2 separate regions of the Homo sapiens genome follow, and region 2 is linked to region 1. A link is a contact called in ENCODE Hi-C or POLR2A ChIA-PET data. All regions are on one chromosome and are shown on one strand. Each heading gives the region's core, a stretch centred on a gene start or an enhancer-like site at or near the end of the contact. The rest is flanking DNA. Distances are from core to core; before and after follow the strand shown.

Region 1 (3,848 bases), core at 757-3,256:
CCATAAGTGGAAGACACCCAACTGTCATGGGAATAAACAAAATATGGGCTCTACATACCCTCAAAAATATTGTTCAGCCTTTAAAAGGAAGAAAATTCTGGGCCAGGCGCGGTTGCTCATGCCTGTAATTGCAGCACTTTGGGAGGCCGAGGCAGGCGGATCACGAGGTCAGGGGTTCGAGACCAGCCTGGCCAACATAGTGAAACCACGTCTCTACTAAAAATACAAAAATTAGCCGGGCATGGTGGCGCCTGCCTATAGTCCCAGCTACTTGGGAGGCTGAGGCAGGAGAATCACTTGAACCCAGGAGGCAGAGGTTGTGGTGAGCTGAGATAGCGCTACTTACTGTACTCTAGCAAACTGGGCAACAGAGCAAGGCTCCATCAAAAAAAAGAAGAAGAAGGAAATTCTGACACATACTACAACACGGACGATCCTTGAAGATGTTATGCTAAATAAAGCCAGACAAAAAAAGAACAAATATTGCATGATTCCATTGGTACAAGGAACCTAAAGTAGTAGAATGCACTGAGGCAGAAAGTAGAATGCTGGCTGCCAGAGGCAGGGGTCTGGAGGGAGTGAGTGTTACTGTTTAACGAGTACACAGTTTCAGTTTGTAAAAATGGAAAGGTTCTGAGATGAATGGTGGTAATGATTACTGTATGACATGTGAATGTACATTAAGTACACTCACACTGAATTGTACACTTCAAATGGCTGAAATGGTAAATTTCATTATGTATATTTTACCAGTTTTTTTTGTTCGTTTTGTTTTGTTTTGTTTTGAGATGGAGTCTCACTCTGTTGCCCAGGCTGGAGTGCAGTGCCACGATCTCGGCTCACTGCAAGCTCCGCCTCCCGGGTTCATGCCATTCTCCAGCCTCAGCCTCCCAAGTAGCTGGGACTATAGGCACCCGCCACCACGCCCGGCTAATTTTTTGTATTTTTAGTAGAGATGGGTTTCACCGTGTTAGCTAGGATGGTCTCAATCTCCTGACCTCATGATCCACCCGCCTCAGCCTCCCAAAGTGCTGGGATTACAGGCATGAGCCACCATGCCCGGCCATATTTTTTTTTAAGAGAGAATAGAAGTTTGGCCAGTAGGAGCTTGGGTGAGAGCTGGGGAAGGAAGGAAGGTAGCAGAAGGGAAAGAACTGCCAGACTTGAAGAGTTTCAAGACAATAGAAACCAGGAGAGCTGTTCAAAATACAGGATTGGGCCAGGAACAGCGGCTAACGCCTGTAATCCCAGCACTTTGGGAGGCTGAGGCAGGTGGATCACATGAGGCCAGGAGTTCGAGACCAGCCTAGCCAACATGAGGAAAACCCATCTCTGCCAAAAATACAAAAATTAGGCAGCATGGTGGTACACACCTGTAGTGCCAGCTACTCAGGAGGCCAAGACATGAGAATCACTTGAACCCAGAAGGCAGAGGCTACAATGAGCCGAGATCGCACCACTGCACTCTAGCCTGGGCAACAGAGCAAGACACTGTCTCAAAAAAAACAAACAAACAAACAAAAAAAACAGAACTGAATCATCTAAATTACTGAGAGGCACCAAGCAAAGCACAGGCAGTGGCACTGAAGGCCCTGCCCCACACAGGATCTGGCATTAGTGCTTTAGCTGCTGAATTATGGAGAGGTCTCAAGAGTCCCAAGGCAGGGGTGTGGCAGGAGGGGAGCTTGTGGGACTCAGGCCATCATTTATTTGCAAACTGGATGAAAGAGTTGTGATGTTGGACCTGCCGCTGCCTGTCAGCCCTGGCGTACGGCACGGCATAAGAGGTAGAACAGAGACAGACACAGCCAGCACCGAAGAGAGCCCAAGAAGCCATATCAAGCACTCGATACTTTGTCCCAATTCTACAAGAGACCCATGGAAGAGCTTTAAGTTAGTGGGTTACGGGGAATAAGTGGGGGAGTGGGATGGTAATTAAAGAAGACCACTCCATGATATGCAAAGTGCATCAGAGCTGATCAAGACTGAAGGCAGGAAAACACAAGTCGGGGAGAAAGAAGAGAACTCACTGATGATGGAGGAAACGCGAGTGGCTCAGGGACCCATGTGAGAGACAGAAAACAGTGCTCTTTGTGGGACTGGTTTTGGGGCAGAGGAAAGGGAGAAGGAGAAGGCTGGGAGGAAGCCCAAGAGCTGTCCAGGGGACCTGGGTAAAGGGCAGAGCCATTTACTAAGCAAGAAACACAGGAACACATATGGATGAAGATCAGAATTCAGTTTTGGAGACTGACAAGCCCGTGCTGTACACCAAATAGAGACATTCATGAGACAGAGTTTGAGGAAGTGCTCCGGGCTGTGGGTATGACTAAGAATGACAGGCACATACAGAGCAACTTCACCAAGGAATCCAAACAGTATGCATAGAAACAAGAGCCAACAATGAATCCAAGGATGAATAATATTTGAGGGTATGGAAGTGATATGCCAACAAGGATCAGAAAAGAAGAAAGTGTGCCAATAGGCTATGGCATCACAGAAAGCAAGGGAAGCCAGTGTTTCAAAGTCAGAAGATCCTCGATGCCCAAGGCTGCCCAACAGAAAGGGAAGATTAGGCTTCAATTTTACAGGCAGCTCAGCAACAGTAACTGTGTCTCTGGTATATTCTGAATGGCCCCGATCACCTTGTAATTGACTGCCAATCCATAACCTGATGATGATATATCAGTGATTAAAAGAACATCAAATTCCAGCCGGGCGTGGCGGCTCATGCCTGTAATCCCAGCACTTTGGGAAGCCGAGGTTGGCGGATTACCTGAAGTCAGGAGTTCGAGACCAGCCTGGCCAACATGGTGAAACTCCATCGCTACTAAAAATACAAAAATTAGCCAGGCATGGTGGCACACAGCTATAGTCCCAGCTACTCAGGTGGCTGAGGCTGGAGAACCACTTGCACCTGGGAGGCAGAGGTCACAGTGAGCTGAGATCATGCCACTGCACTCCAGACTGGGCAACAGAGTGAGGCTCCATCTAAAAAAAAAAAAAATCAAATTCCAAGGTCATGCCATCAAATGCATCAAACGCCAGTAACGACAGTGGTTCTTTCTCCTTTCCCAAGTGGAATGGAAAATAATTCATTTTTCCATACTGTATTCTGTACTGGCTACTTGGGTTTCCAGTGGCTACAAAGACAGCAAGCCAAGTCTGTGTAGAGCTCTGGGTTGCTTTTCATTAACTTTTGCTTTGTTCCTTAAAAATTAATCACTTTCCCTGTAGCAAACTGTAGTGATCCTGGTATATGGTACCTCAGGAACCATGAAATACAGTACTGCACGCAATGAATAATGCCCTTCCTTCCAACCAAGATGTATTTGTTTAGTGAACATAATTTTATTGAACAACCTGTGTAGTGGCAGACACTATGCTAGGTGTCAAGAGAAAGTAAACACGGTGTCCTGCTTTCAAAAAAGCATGCTACTTTGTGGGATATACAGAAAACTGAATATGGTGTGACAATGAGGGGGTAAAGTGGAATCTCCTGTCCTTTGTTCTGTAAGACAAAGGCAGTCAAGCTTGTCTTTTTTTTTTTTTTTTTTTTTTTTTTTTTTTTTTTTTTGAGATGGCATCTCGCTCTGTCGCCCAGGCTGGAGTGCAGTGGCACGATCTCAGCTCACTGCAACCTCAGTCTCCCGGGTTCAAACAATTCTCCTGCCTCAGCCTCCCAAGTAGCTGCAATTACAAGCGGGCACCACCATGCCCAGCTAATGAGCTAAGCTAGTTTGGTCTTTTCCCTGCTTGTCATTTGCAGGAGGCTGCTCAGCACATCCTCATCAGCAGAAAACAGCCAGAGACTGCCCTTTCGTTCATCTCATCACCATACCGGTATAGCA
Region 2 (3,869 bases), core at 1-2,500, 150 kb before region 1:
TGGATTCTAATGTAATAGCTAATGTGCCTTCCAAAGAGGCTGTACCAAGTCACACGTTCCTGGATTTATTTTGTGGTAATAGGGCTTTAAAAAGTATTTTTATTTATTTATTTTTATTTTATTTTATGTTTGAGATGGAGTTTTGCTCTTACCCAGGCTGGAGTACAATGGCGCGATCTCGGCTCACTACAACCTCCACCTCCCGGGTTCAAGTGACTCTCCTGCCTCAGCCTCCCAAGTAGCTGGGACTACAGGTGCCCACCATGCCCAGCTAATTTTTTGTATTTTTAGCAGAGACAGGACTTCACCATGTTGGCCAGGCTTGTCTTGAACTCCTGACCTCAGGTGATCCACCCGCCTCTGCCTCCCAAAGTGCTGGGATTACAGGCTTGAGCCACCGCACCCGGCCTAAAATAGCTTTCCAGCAGTCCTTTTGGTCCCAGTAGGTAAAGCCTCAAGGCAGGCTCTAGAGTGCCAACCCTTCTGACCCAGAGGTGAGGGTTAATGTTAATAGGATCCCTTTCAGCGAAAGTTAGGGCCACACTTCTCATGTCCCTAAGCCATTTGTACTTGTTTTTTTTCTCTGACCCACCTGTGTATGTGGTGAGTATGTGTGTATGTGTTGCTTTTTTTTTTTTTTTGGAAAGTGATTTTCAGTAACAGAAAGGGATGTGCTCTCTGCAAGAGTGAATCTATTCTTGCCCCTGTGTGTAAGGCGAGAAGGAGAAGTTGTGTTCTCTGAACAGGCAGACCCTGCTGAGAGAGGGAGGTGTGTTGGGGTTCAATCATTCTGGTGGGAAAGATATTAGAGGTAGTTATAGAAATAGACACAAATCTTGGAAGGCCGAGAAGTTGGCATAACTTTGGTAATTAGCTCTGGCTGAAGGCGGCCTGATCCCTTTACCTTTAGTTAAACAAATAAACATAGAAATAAAAGAAAGGCAGAGTAGTTTACCTAGCTAGCTTGTTTACTCATATAATCTTAAGACCCTGGGTGCTTAAATGCTTTTTACCCGGTAAGTCCACAATGTCTGTTACACTCTAATGGTGTTGACTCAAGCTTTTGTTAATTAATCATACTGAATAAATGCGCGTCTGACTAGCTGATCAGGGCCAAGTAGCAACTGTTTACAGGACTCAGCAGGGAGCCTATAAGCGGCTGGAACACTCAGCTGGACTGGCAGAGCAGAATATCTGTGTGTCTGTACTTTATTCATCTGTCACGGGGTCACGGGTCTGTAAGGGACAGACTCCCTGCAGCTGGTGCCCCCTTGAAAGGAGTGCTGTCGCAGAGGTGGGCTTGGCTGAGTCTGGTAGAACTCCAAGCTGATTCTCAGGTCGTTCTGACTTCAGCTCGGAGAAGGGCAGTGGATGTCCCAGGAAGGGAGACCCTGCCCTTGTAGGGGGACTTCTGACAGGTGCAGGGGGCAGCCTGGAGCCCGGACCAGTGGGCAGGATGGGCGCTCCAGGGTGTGAAGGAGAGGCTCGGCGTTTGATCTGTGGACATTGTTCCTGGAGCAGTGAAAAGCCATAGAAAGTGATTTATTTTATTTATTTATTTATTTATTTATTTATTTATTTATTTATTTTGAGATGGAATTTCGCTCTTTTTGCCCAGGCTGGAGTGCAATGGCACGATCTCGGCTCACTGCAACCTCTGCCTCCCGGGTTCAAGTGACTCTCCTGCCTCAGCCTCCCGAGTAGCTGGGATTACAGGCATGCACCACCATGCCTGGTTAATTTTGCATTTTTTAGTAGAGACAGGGTTTCTCCATGTTGGCCAGACTGGTCTCGAACTCCTGACCTCAGGTGATCCGCCCACCTCGGCCTCCCAAAGTGCTGGGATTACAGGCGTGAGCCAGTGTACCCAGCTGATTTTTTTTTTTTTTAAATGATCACACATAAGGTTGGGTTCCAGAATTTTCTGCTTAGGAAGGGAAAGGGCACCTTTTACCCCCTTAGTCCTTGAGCCTGATCCTACAGAAGGTACAGTGGCTTTCGGGTCTGGATCCTCAGCCCTCGGGCCTCTGAGGCTGCCTTGGGAGAGGGTACGGATTTGCGAACAAGGTTCTCAGTTTTGCTGGCTGTCTTTTCAGTCGCCCAGGCACGTCCCACAGAAAGTTTCTTTTTGTGAAATAATCGTGTGAAATGGGTTGGCCTCGGTGCTTAGAACCATCCCACTGACGGTGAGTGGAAAAAATCCCTTGCTTGTCAGTCTGGTTAGGAGATGAGGTCCTTTCACGCGTGTCTTCGTGTTGGTGCGCTTTTCACGGGTCATAAAGATGAGAGGAACCAGCTCCATGTGTCTCTTTCTGGATGGCCATATGGAACTTGGCATGACAGTAGGGTTGTGTGGGTTATTTATTGCTTGATGAAGACTTGGCAGCGTGTACTGGAAATTCAAGCAATGCTGGGTTTTATCAGAAGGCGCAAAGGCTGGAGTTGAGATTCTGGCTGGGCCTGGATTTGGTTTGGGCAGTTTATCTGACCTCCCTGGGCCCCAGCTGGCTCTGCATAGCAAGTAGGGTAGCATCTACTCAAAGTCCCGGCCACAGCCGTGGACTGGCACTGGCCCAGGCGAGCTCTCAGTAAGTGGGAACTCACAGGTTCAGAAGATGCTGTGGGCCTCAGGGGCTTCCACCTCCAGGGAGGTGCTCTCAGAAGAAGGGCCTGATGGGCTCACCACATCGTGGAGAAGATACCCCGGCTCAGTCTCAGTCAGTTCCCCAAGCGCATAGGTGTTCGGGAAGTGGCCTGCAGACAGCTCCTCCATGCCTTGAAAGCAGAAGTAGCCCCCTCCTGTTTCCCTGTCCCAGTTGGGTGAAGCATGGGAGCCTGCTGGGACAGTCCCAGGCGTGCCGTCACGCAGGGGCAGGCCGTCCATCGGTCTCGCGGGACTCTGGCTGCGGGTGGCTGAGGACACCTGGCCTCATGGGAGACGGTGCCAGGGTCCCTGGAGTGAGGTGGGTCTCCTCCCCATGGCTGTCACTCCTCAGCAGATTGGTGTGGGCGGGTGTGCGTTTAGGAACCTGTGAGCTGAGACATTGTCCAGCTAGCGTCAGGCCAAAAGCAACCAAGGCTTTGAGAAATCCACCTGGCCCTGCCGAGCCTGTTTCTGGCTGTGGAATGGGATTTGCCCCAGCGCCAGGTGTCTGGGAATCACAGGCCTCCGTGTGTGAAGGTGCCAGTTGCACGGGCTGTGACCGTCCCTCCACGTGCTTGTATCTCCTGCTCACTGTGCATGTTGAGCAGCCCTCAGCCTCACTGTCTTCTCCTTTGGCAAAAAGAAAGGAGCAAGGGAACAAAGAGAGGGAGGGAAGAGCCAGAGACAGGAGCCAGGGTTTCCTTTAGTCTGGAGCTCTGGGTGCAAGATGATGTCACCCACCCACACTCGGCACAGGCCCAGGGTCGGGGGGCTGTGGGTGGAAGTAGGAATCGCCACAACTGTCTCTGAGCCCCTCCCTAAAGGGTGAAGGGTGTAAGGGGTGGGTTTTGATGGCTGTGGGCTTAGCTGTGGTCAGTGGACTCAAAGGCCAGTTGGCCAGTTAGCAGTGACCAGAGAGCAGAGGGGGCCTGTGTGTGTTTTGCCCCAGGGTCTTCAGGCTGCCTGGCTGCCTCTATCCGCCCCCCTGGTGTGTCCAGCACCCCCCTGGGGTATCCAGCACCTGTAACCTGTAGCCCCGCTTCTCAGTCCAGGCCTGTTCCAGGGCCCCCCCGGGGTATCAAGCACCTGTAGCCTGTAGCCCCACTTCTCAGTCCAGGCCTGTGTAAAACCTGGCCCCGGGTTGGGTTTTGGGATCCCTGCACCCCTCCATCCCCAACCCCCCACAGCTGGGACCCTGGCTCAGCTAGCAAAGGTTCTGCGTGTT

The links. Hi-C counts contacts between places; a loop is a spot of excess contacts on that map. ChIA-PET counts read pairs that join two places held with the same protein, here RNA polymerase II (POLR2A). Pooled maps may share reads with other maps.
Region 2: a loop to region 1 is called in a pooled map, with 23 times the contacts of the local background. The contact joins two enhancer-like sites. A Hi-C loop is called at or near these places in 1 of 37 single-sample maps with no recorded cell type and 4 of 50 pooled maps. POLR2A ChIA-PET finds 5 or more read pairs at or near these places in 1 of 52 experiments (GM10248).

The regions. Positions count from the first base shown.
Region 1 is chr16:21,362,496-21,366,343 of GRCh38, reverse strand. It overlaps the pseudogene SNX29P1. Among named protein-coding and RNA genes, the nearest start is that of NPIPB3, 61 kb to the left of the region's middle. Within about 2 kb of position 2,006, at least 6 of the 41 ENCODE cell types and tissues checked have a DNase peak (open chromatin) inside an H3K27ac peak, as active enhancers do.
Region 2 is chr16:21,512,897-21,516,765 of GRCh38, reverse strand. No RefSeq gene overlaps it. Among named protein-coding and RNA genes, the nearest start is that of MIR3680-1, 8.7 kb to the right of the region's middle. RefSeq lists enhancers at 923-1,431, 2,653-2,742, 3,657-3,869. Within about 2 kb of position 1,250, at least 17 of the 41 ENCODE cell types and tissues checked have a DNase peak (open chromatin) inside an H3K27ac peak, as active enhancers do.